2 separate regions of the Homo sapiens genome follow, and region 1 is linked to region 2. The links are chromatin contacts, found by Hi-C or POLR2A ChIA-PET in ENCODE. All regions are on one chromosome and are shown on one strand. Each heading gives the region's core, a stretch centred on a gene start or an enhancer-like site at or near the end of the contact. The rest is flanking DNA. Distances are from core to core; before and after follow the strand shown. Region 1 has its middle 110 kb from the start of GLUD2. Region 2 has its middle 84 kb from the start of CT47B1.

Region 1 (5,020 bases), core at 1,444-3,943, 370 kb before region 2:
GAAGTGGGAGCTAAATATTTAGCACACATGGACATAAATATGGGACCAATAGACACTGTGGACTACTGGAGAGTGGAGGGAGGAGGGGTGAGTTAAAAAAAAACTACTTACCAGATATTATGCTCACTACCCGGGTGGTGGGATCCATACTCCAAACCTCAGCATCACGCAATCTTCCCATGTAACAAACCTGCACATGTATCCCTGTATCTAAAATAAAAGTTGAAATTAAAAAAAGACATATGTAGGCATTTTGATATCTGCTTGAAGCTTTATGAATCACATGACTTACAACTGTCTTCTACCACCTGATGGTGAGAAGTGTTTGAAAATTACAGGTCAGTTACTAAAAAGTAAATAAAATGTTGGAACAATTAAAAATATAGAAATGTTGAAAAAATCAAAACTACAATCTCAGGCTGACACCTTTCTGACATCACCCAACCTTTGCACAGGTTTGTGCCCTAAATTTCCAATATAAATATAAGTGGTTTTCAAACTTACCAAAATGCCCGGGCAACCCTTTCTTCAGTTAGATTCAATATACTGTACTAGTTAAGGGCACTGTCTGAGCTCAAATCCCAGTTTTACCACTTCCTAGCTGTGCAATCTTGAACAAGTTACTTAACCTCTCTGTGTTTTAACTTATGGAAAATGAGGATAAGAACATCTACCCCACAGGTTTTTTGAGAATTAAAGGATATAGGCCAGGCGCGGTGGCTCATGCCTATAATCCTGGCACTTTGGGAGGCCGAGGCGGGTGGATCACCTGAGGTTAAGAGTTCGAGACCAGCCTGACCAACATGGAGAAACCCCATCTCTACTAAAAATACAAAATTAGCCAGGTGTGGTGGCACATGCCTGTAATCCCAGCTACTCGGGAGGCTGAGGCAGGAGAATTGCTTGAACCCGGGAGGCGGAGGTTGCGGTGAGCCAAGATTGTGCCATTGCACTCCAGCGTGGGCAACAAGAGTGAAACTCTGTCGCAAAAAAAAGAAAAGAAAAAAGACAAAAAAGAATTAAAGGAGATAATATGAGGTGTTGAGAACAATATCTGGCATAAAGTTAAGTATTATGTAGGTGCTTGCTATTATTATCATTCAAATAAAAAATTTACCAGGAAATTGAATGTATGCATAAAAGAGAAAAAAGTGGCCCTGCTCTATTTGAAGAAAACGTGCTATAGTCCAAACTACACCACAACCCAACCCACCCCATCCCTGCAATCTGCACTAAATGATTTTACGTCTTGGGGTTAAAGAATCATGTCAACAGAAATTCTAGTCAAGAATAAATCATCTACTACTAATATCACAGAATGAGTTAATTTATCCTGGAAGGGTCAGTCACCTTGGAAGGTAGAGAGTGGGGCTCTAATATTAAAAAAAAAAAAAAACTGAACAAGTTGTTACACACACACACACACACACACACACACACACACACACACACGGATAAAAGGAAGAATCCATCTGGAGCATGGTCGAACAGCCAGTCAGAACAGGTCTGCAGAGAAGCACTGTAGGGAAATAATGCTGCAGCTGAGAATGATGATAGATAACGATCGTTGAGGGGTTACAATATGTTAAACAAAAGTTGTTTATATGTGTTTACTTGTCAAGACTCACAACAAATCTATGGGGTAAATGTTTTTATCATCCTTTATCAGCCCATTTTATAGATGTGGATAATAGGCACAGAGTGACTAAATAACTTGCCCAAAGTTATGTAGCTGGCAAATGGCCGAACTGAAATTCAAACACTGACACTATTAGTCACACACAAACCCAACATCAGTTGATATCCTGAAGGAGACCAAGGCAGGGCGAGACACAAATCACTGAGAACACCCAATTGTGCTCAGTACTACTCTGGTCTTATGTAACAAAGTCATCATACATGTGCGAACTCTGGAACCAGACAGATCTATGTTCAAATTCTTGTTCCACTGCGTACAAGCTGGGGCTGTGTGATCTTGAGCAAGACACTGAATTACTCTGGGCCCCAAGTTGCTCAATGTTGTCTTGAGAAGTAGACATCGTGGGTACAAATCACCTAGCACCTTTTCACATAGCAAGCTTTCAACAAACAATATTATTGTTGATACTTTAATAGTTCAAATTGTGGTATCCATTACCTACCTCCCATCCCAATTTAGAAATTAACATCATCCCCATAGCACAGAAAAGGACACAAATAGACTAAGTAATTTACACAGAACTGACAGCAGGTCAGCCCAGGGCAGGAAGTCAAATCCAAAATTTCCCAGTGTCCAATTTAATCATTTGCAACTTTCAGCTACCTCTGCCAAATTCTCAAATTGTTCCTCTTCCTAAGTCTGTCTTTCTCACCCAAAGAAGAACGTGAGCACTTGTAACCAATGTCAGATTAAGATTAGAAAGATTTTCTGAGTGACAGGACAATCCTCTTGCATTTTCTGGGGGAGATTGGTTCCTGCCAACCAACTGGCAGGAAAAAAAAGGTGACAGCAAGCCGCATAAGTACAAGTATCAGTGGGTGGAGAATGTCAGAAACAAAGAAAACTCTTTAAAATGTTAAATGCAAACTCATTTACTGGTGGCCATAGATAAGATGGCAGAGTTTACTATTGACAGGGACTGTGACAGTGATGAATGAAACCATTCTGGAACTGTGAAGGAAAGTGGCCTGCTGTGAAGGGGGGAAGACATCTGAAGAGGAGCGGGAGGATGCTGTAGGCGGAGGAACAGGAAGAGAACCAGAACTAGTTATGTGTGGGCTGAGGCATTTTCAGTGGCAGAACAAAAAATATAGAAATAATGTTGCTTCTGGTACTTAAAAACCCCCAGGCAGGCATCAATTCCCACCCACCCCTAGTCCCCCACACTAAAATCAGGGACACTATGGCTTCAAAGGGAGAATGAGGGGGAAGGGATAAATGGGTAAGATGCATTTCTACAAATGAAATTAAAGAAAGTCAGTTATCAAATTCCAAAAGGAAGAAAAGGATCCCAAGACAGGGCCAGTATAATGGATGATGTAATCTGCGAACACACAAACGACTATCTCTCAGCACTTAAGGACTATTATAGAAGGACTAGAGGAGTTGGAAAGTCATTGTTCTGAGTTCTTTTCACTTCTCAGTTAAAAGACAACGTGCTGCCAGAAATAAACCAAGTCTGAGTCATAGGTGAAATTGAAAGAAAGTGTTGAAATGAACGGTGAGTTATGGAAATGGGTTTATTTCTCATAAATGAAAATAAAGAATTTTGGTTCACCACATTTCTTTAAAAACTATTGGGGAGAAAGAGAACTCTGCACACTACTTTTTTCAATATTTGACTATTTTAGTGAATATAACCATGTGTTTTAAGTTCACTTTCCCTCAACACAGCTTCGGTATTCATGTTCCTCAAGCAAAGTTGCATTATGTCCTCTGAAATACTCTCATGCACACTGCAAGCATTTATTTGGCTCCTACTGGGTGATAAACATGGATAGTTGGAGAGACCATATCAACAGGCATGAAGCTCGTAAATCCTAATTAAAAGGTGAAGTCTCCACTGTAGGCAAGTTAAAAATAAAAGAGGCCCTAGGGCTGAATGTCAAATATAAGAGAAGGCAACTCTAAAAACCAAGGTAATTTTCATTGACTAGAGTGGTCATGGAACATGTAAGAGAAGATGAGCCTTTAGGAATAGGTCAGATTTCTAGAGAGAGGGGGGAAAAAAGGAGAAAGACTATTTCAAGATGTGAAGGTCCTTCTACCACAAAATTTTCTTTTTGACTGAAAAATTCCTATCTTGCCAAATTAAAAGAAAAATATCCAAAAGTTCAAGTTTCCTAGGCTTTTCAAAACTCCTTTTAATAGCTTTATTATCTGCCATTTTTCACCTTTTTAAAATTCAAAAATCCATTTCTTGGCTCTTAATCTTTTGTTAACTTAAGTAGTCCTCAAATCTAAGCATGTATCTGAATCTCGTGTTTAGCTTATTAAACAGGCAGCTGCTATATGGTCTCTGATTTCAGCCCAAGCAGGTACCTGTCTGGGTGAATTCTGTGGCAGATTTTCAAGGAGGGCCAGATTTTGAGAAACACTGGTACTATTCCTATTAATAAAAATGTACCCCATAATGTAAGCCTCTTGATAGCACTAAGCCAGAAGGAACTTGGAGAATAAAAATATAGATATTTAAGATGTGACTCCACATCCTCCTCACCAGCACCCCTAACCTCCAGCTGTTTTATTCCATGAAATACAGAACAACTGAGTTATAAAAATTATCCCCCACCCCCCAAAAATTTGGATACATGCACATACATATGTAAATACATACATAATTTATAACATAAAGAACATCAAGCTGATATAAAACGTTGGCTCAGGTTAACTCAAAACCTACAAAGTTTACACGGATTCAAAGTCCAGCAGAAAAATGTACCCTCTCATCCCAGCCAGGCTAGATGTCTTATCCTAAGCAGTGACCTCAGGGCTATCAATCCAGTAGCAAATAATAAAAGAAAAATATAGCTCTAAATCTGCAAAACCCAATGCATCACATCTTGAATAGCAGAAGCCAGGGATCCATTTCCACCTCCCCTGAGGTTAGAGAAAATAGCTCAGCATTTAACTCATACTGCCTAGGATGCCCAAATAAAGCACAGCTCTGAGCAAGGCACTGACAATCCATTGTCTACGCTATAGAATAAAATGCCTACCTCTTAATCTGACAGTCAAATGCCTCTTTCATGTGATCCCCAAACAATCTGAAATACCATATCTACTGTTATTTCCACATCCTATACTGCTATCACACTAGACTATTCCCATTCATTGTACAGACCTGCCCTGGACTTTTTCCCCTGTATGGCATTTAACATGCTAGTAGTCCCTCCACCCAGAATGCCCACAATTTTTGCCCTTTTCATCTATCTTCAGGTGCCTCCATGAAGACTTCCCTAGCCTCTAGCCAAGAGTAATCTTCCTCTCATTAATGCTTCCACCACATTTGGTAGCTCTCTTATAATGCTTAGTGCATTC
Region 2 (5,526 bases), core at 2,424-4,923:
CACACATACAGAATCCTGAAGACCTGCAGAAACCAAATAGGACAAAGTGAGAAAAAGAAAAAAACTAGAAGTGCTAGGCTCATAGAGACCCAGATTTAGAAGCCAATTCCTGTCCTGATCAGGAAGTTTCTTAGATGTTTCTTGTGATGAAAGAACCCTGTATGAGAAAGCAAGGAAGTGAATCAGCCAAACTTGATTAGGAAGGATAAGGAACAGGGTGAACAATAAGAATAAGGGCAAATTCTATAAATAGTTTTGTTGGAAATAGGTAAGCTCTGACTCTAGAGAAGCAGGGGTGTGAGGGGGAGGTTGTCAGAAGTCTTCAGCATGTAGAAACCAAAGTTACTATCAGTCAACACGTGACTAGGTATCAAAGAAGGAATGGCATTGTAGGAAACTGGCTCTGCCATGGAATCCTGATGACCTTACCACACATCCACATAGAGCATGCAGGCAAAGGCTGAACCACAGACTGAGTCTTGGTGGAACGCATTGTGCTATTTCTGGAACATTAGAGGACTAGAAGCCTATAAGGAGCTGCTACGAGGAAGTCTCTCACTCACTTCCCTCCCTCTCCTGGAGGGGCTGCAATGAGATCGTTTCTCATCACCTGCCTGATTCTGATGAGGTATGGGGTTTTCTGCTATGCCCCCCTTAGAACATAAAACTGCTTTTATGTATAATACATAAATGTACATTTAAATTTATAAAATATAAATTTTATATAAATATAAAATACAAATAAAAGTTATAAATATAAATTTATATTATTACGTATTATGGTGAATACAAAGCTACAGAACATAAAACTGCTTGGAGGCACCCTGGAATAGGCTCCTCAGCAATGGGGTATCCCACAGTGTGCAATGCAGTCATCCAGCCTCTTTTCTTTCCATGTCATCCTTTGTAGCGTATGGGACAAGGATCACAGGGATCTGGCACTTTAAGGCTTATTCTGCTTTCAGCTGTCTATGTAAATAATAAACTGTCTAAATCTAAAAGTGGTTCATTGTATCTTTACTGGTCAGATCAGTCAAGCCTTCGCCTTGACCTTGTATTATATGTGTGAGATTGACAGGCTTTGGACAAAAAGAGAGACAACCTTTTCATTTGTAACATGATGTTTACTGTGAAGGAATTTCCTGCTGAGAAGTTTGGGCTAAAATATTCAGACATGAGTTAATCCCCCCTGAAGAAATCCTGACACAGTCCAAACCCACTACTGAAACCAAACTTAGCTCCATGCTGACACACATCTACTTTGAAGCTATTGGCCATTTGCTACAGGGGGACAGGGTATCCCAGCAATGCAGTCTCACAGGGCCCACAGCCATTGTCTCTATAGAATCACAAAAAGTCATGTCCAGCTCTCACTTCAGGCAAGTCTCCACTTTACTCGTCTCAACCCAAGGCCAACTTGCAAAGATTTATAGAAAAGATCCACTGTGTTCTCTACTACTTCAATCTTTGATCTACTGGACATTCTTACTTAAGTTTCATGATTCTCACACTGTATTGATGGCCAGCAAGATCCTTCTGTGTCCCTACAAAGGCAGGGAGCCCAGTACTGAACACACACAGAGTGGTTGGCATGTATAGCACAGTCCTGGACCTCAGGAATTTATATTCCAAGGAGAATGTCAAACTGAAACACAAAAACAAACATTTAACTATACAATATATGGTGCTATGTAATAAAAAAAAAAGTGCAAACCAGGGGTTATAGAAGTGAAGAAGAGAAGGGAGTATTTGCTTCCAACTATGGGGATTAAGGATGACATCATAGTGGATATGTCATTTGAACTGGACCTAGAAAAAGTAGATAAAATGTCAATAATCAGAGAAGAGAGGATAATTGAGCAAACAGAAACAAGCAGAAAACATAAAAAGACCCTAGAATAAAAATAATTCTAGGAACAATGGAGATTTTTTTAAATTCTAATTATTTTCTTCAGACTAGTTTGAAATGATCTTTGCATCTATGAAATATTGACAAGATAGGCTGGGCACAGTGGCTCACGCCTGTAATCCCAGCACTTTGAGAGGCCAAGGCGGGTGGATGGCCTGAGGTCCGGAGTTCGAGACCAGCCTGGCCAACATAGTGAAACCCCATCTCTACTAAAAATACAAAAAATTAGCTGGGCGTGGTGGCAGGTGTCTGTAATCCCAACTACTCAGGAGGCTGAGGCAGAAGAATTGCTTGAACCTGGGAGGTGGAGGTTGCAGTGAGCCAAGATCTCACCATTGCACTCCAGCCAGGACAACAAAAGCGAAACTCTGCCTCAAAAAAAAAATGAAATAAAATATGGACAAGATATTACAAGCAAAAAAACAGAGAACAAGAAGAACCTTTGGAATTTAAAATATAATTGCCAAAACAAGAGGGAATGGATAGTGAGTAAATGGTAAATGTAAATGAATATAAGGATAACCTAGTCATTCAAAATATTGAACAGTTAAAGGGAGGAGAGTGAGATGAGAGCAGGCCGGCAACAAGTAGAATAGTAATAACAACAAAATTAACAGCAGCAGCTATAGATTACTTTGCTCCTACAAAGTGCTAGTTGCCTTACATATAGTACTTCATTTACTAATCACAAAACACAGCAAGGTAGGTATTGCTAGTAATCAATTGTACCAAATGGTGACTATAATAAATAATAACACATCGTATACTTCAAAATTTCTAAAAGAATAGGTTTGAAATGTTTTCACCACAAAAAAAGTATATGAGGTGACTGATTTGTTAATAGGCATGATTTAATCATTTCACAATATTAACATGTATAAAAATATCACATTGTGTCCTATAAATATACAATATATACAATTGTTATTTGTTCATTTAAAATAAAACAAAAAATAATAACAAAGAAACTGAGGCTCAGAGAAATAAAGGATCTTGCCTAATGTCAGACAGGTAGCAAGTGGCTATGGTATGTTGGCCTCCAAAACTATTGCTCTTAACTACCTCACTTGCAGGAAAGCAGAGGGGAAGCATCAAGGTAAGGAAGAGGTTGAAGGTGTCAGACTAAAAGGTCCAGACCTTCAACCTCTTTATGTATGGAAACAAGGTCCTTGGCTGTGCATGGTGGCTCATGACTGTAATCCCAGCACTTTGGGAGGCTGAGGTGGGTGGATCATGAGGTCAGGAGTTCGAGACCAGCCTGACCAACATGGTGAAACCCGTTCTCTACTAAAAATACAAAAATTAGCCAGTGTGGTGGCGCGCAACTGTAATCTCAGCTATTCAGGAGGCTGAGGCAGGAGAATCGCTTGAACCTCGTAGGTGGAGGGTGCAGTGAGCCAAGATCATGCCACTGCACTCCAGCAGCCTGGGTGACAGAGTGAGACTCCATCTCAAAAAAAAAAAAAAAAAAAAAAGGGTCCTTCAGGAGTTGAGGAGGGATAAGTTCTCTGGAATGAGTTGGGAAGTGGCAAGGTGATGGAAAATCAGCCTTCTGGGAAATGGGGGAACGTTTCTTCCTCCAAGACTATGAACACTGCTGAGAGGGGACCCAGGGAGGTTGAGACACAGTGAAGCAGTAGCAGATGTGCACCAAATGCAAGAGGACCTTGAAACCAATGCCAGCTCTGCCTCCAAGAACAAGCTGCTTATGTCTGATGACTCATTTCCCAGGACAAGGCCAGTTCTTGGCCAGCAGCCACTAAGAATGCTGCAGCAGGGCACTACTCCACACTGGTAGGCGTTGTCACACCCAGACCACCTCCATTGGTCTTCAGAAAGTGTGCCCAAAGCCTAAAGCCACCTCTGACTTTATGACATTGAACTATTTCATTCCATTTGGCCAATAGAAATGCAAAAAGGATGAGAGCAAACCAAGGAGGGGAGATTGCAGTTCCAAATCATTCCACAAAAATGGTCTCTAAATGCATCTGAGCTGGCTGCTTATAAAGGGCAACACAGGCACCAAAAAAAAAAAAAAAAAAAAAAAGAAGAAGAAGAAAAAGAAAGAAGGAAAGAAAGAAAAAGAAAAGAAAACCTGACTACCCAATCCTTAAAAATTGTTCAAGAGTAAAAGCCCCACAAGTCTGAATTCCAGAAACCCAAGGCGGGTGGCCTTTTCAAAGAGCTCAGTTGATTTTATCACCATCCCTAGTCTGAATTCGCTGCACATTTCCTCCCTAATCCAGGATGCGATAAGAAACCAACATAACAAGAATTCATCTTCCCCAGGAAAAGGTGAGCATCTCTGAGTTCAACAGAGACAACTGGAACCTAATTGCATTGCCTCTTTCAAAGCCTTCCAGTAAAAGTGTAAAACGAAAGAGGACTGAAAGAGGCTGCTTAGCGCAGCTACAATGTGATCACATTTTCTTTTGAAAAATGACACACCAAGTAGCTGCCATTTTTAGAAAATGGCAATTTCATCTGAAATCAGAGCAAGTGTCACTCTGCAGCAAAAAATAAAATCCTTGTTTCAAGAGCTTTGGAACCTGGTCCCCAAACAGCAGTATTTCCTGGCTATATTTGATTAATATTACACAAAGGGTAGGATGAAGGGAAGGTGGGTCTGGAAAAGGAAAAGCACCTTTGTGAAGAAAAACAAGTATGTGGCCTTCAGGGAGCTAAGCACATGTTTAATTTTGTGTTTTAAACTTCTCAGCAGACTGCAGATCTATAAAGGGAATCACTGAAAGTGAAGATAACGACGACTTACCCAAAGCATCATGCTGTTTTCCGCAAGACAGGGCGAGAAGTGAGAAAGCAAAATCTTTGCTTCAGTTACACAAACTCCCTCTCCTTTGCAGAGAAACTTGCTAGCTGAAATGGAGCCAGATGCTAATACGGGAGCCTCAGCAAACAGCTATGTGCTTGTCAAACACTGACATCTACTGGTCAGTTCTGAAATGGCTTCTTTTTTATTTCTGAAAGACCAGTCAACTAGACAAAAATAAATTCCCTTGTGCTTTTTATTGGAGGCTTTTTCTTCTTTGGCCCTTTGAAAATTCTTAACCCGTAATTTAAGTTTTACCTCTGTAAAATATACAGAGTTATTTAATTTATATTTTGATTCTTTAAGTTATAAGATTGTTATTAAATAGGGCATGAGAAAAAACGCAGAATATCTAATCAGAATTTGTTGAGTATAATAATCATTTCTTATATCCATAAAACACTAATGAGTTTCCAAAGCATGACCAGGTATATTATCTCATTAGGTATTCAACAACCCTGTGAAATGGGATGATCAAGACCATCCTATTTTACAGAAAGGACACAAAGGCCCAGAAAAATCTAGCTAATAAATCCAAGGTCATAAAGAAAGTCACAGGTGATGCTAGTTCTAGAACCAAGGTTTTCCAACTTATAGGCCAGGACTTTAATCATTGAGGCATTTATCTCCACATTTCCCCTTGTGGAAACAAATAAATTACTCTCAGCTGGTGAGTATAGAGGGAAAAGGCAAATGGGGACACGCAAACACACACCCTCTTTCTTTTGCTTTGTACTATTAAAGTCCCGACATGAACTAATGAGCAGAGGGAGAAAGCTGCTGTGGA

Evidence for each region. Hi-C counts contacts between places; a loop is a spot of excess contacts on that map. ChIA-PET counts read pairs that join two places held with the same protein, here RNA polymerase II (POLR2A). Pooled maps may share reads with other maps.
Region 1: a map with no recorded cell type shows a loop between it and region 2 (5-fold over the local background). The contact joins two enhancer-like sites. A Hi-C loop is called at or near these places in 5 of 37 single-sample maps with no recorded cell type and 12 of 50 pooled maps. POLR2A ChIA-PET finds 5 or more read pairs at or near these places in 2 of 52 experiments (activated B cell and activated naive CD8-positive, alpha-beta T cell).

What each region holds. Positions count from the first base shown.
Region 1 is chrX:121,159,249-121,164,268 of GRCh38, reverse strand. No RefSeq gene overlaps it. Among named protein-coding and RNA genes, the nearest start is that of GLUD2, 110 kb to the right of the region's middle. RefSeq lists an enhancer at 2,644-2,893. Within about 2 kb of position 2,693, at least 2 of the 41 ENCODE cell types and tissues checked have a DNase peak (open chromatin) inside an H3K27ac peak, as active enhancers do.
Region 2 is chrX:120,789,543-120,795,068 of GRCh38, reverse strand. No RefSeq gene overlaps it. Among named protein-coding and RNA genes, the nearest start is that of CT47B1, 84 kb to the left of the region's middle. Within about 2 kb of position 3,673, at least 4 of the 41 ENCODE cell types and tissues checked have a DNase peak (open chromatin) inside an H3K27ac peak, as active enhancers do.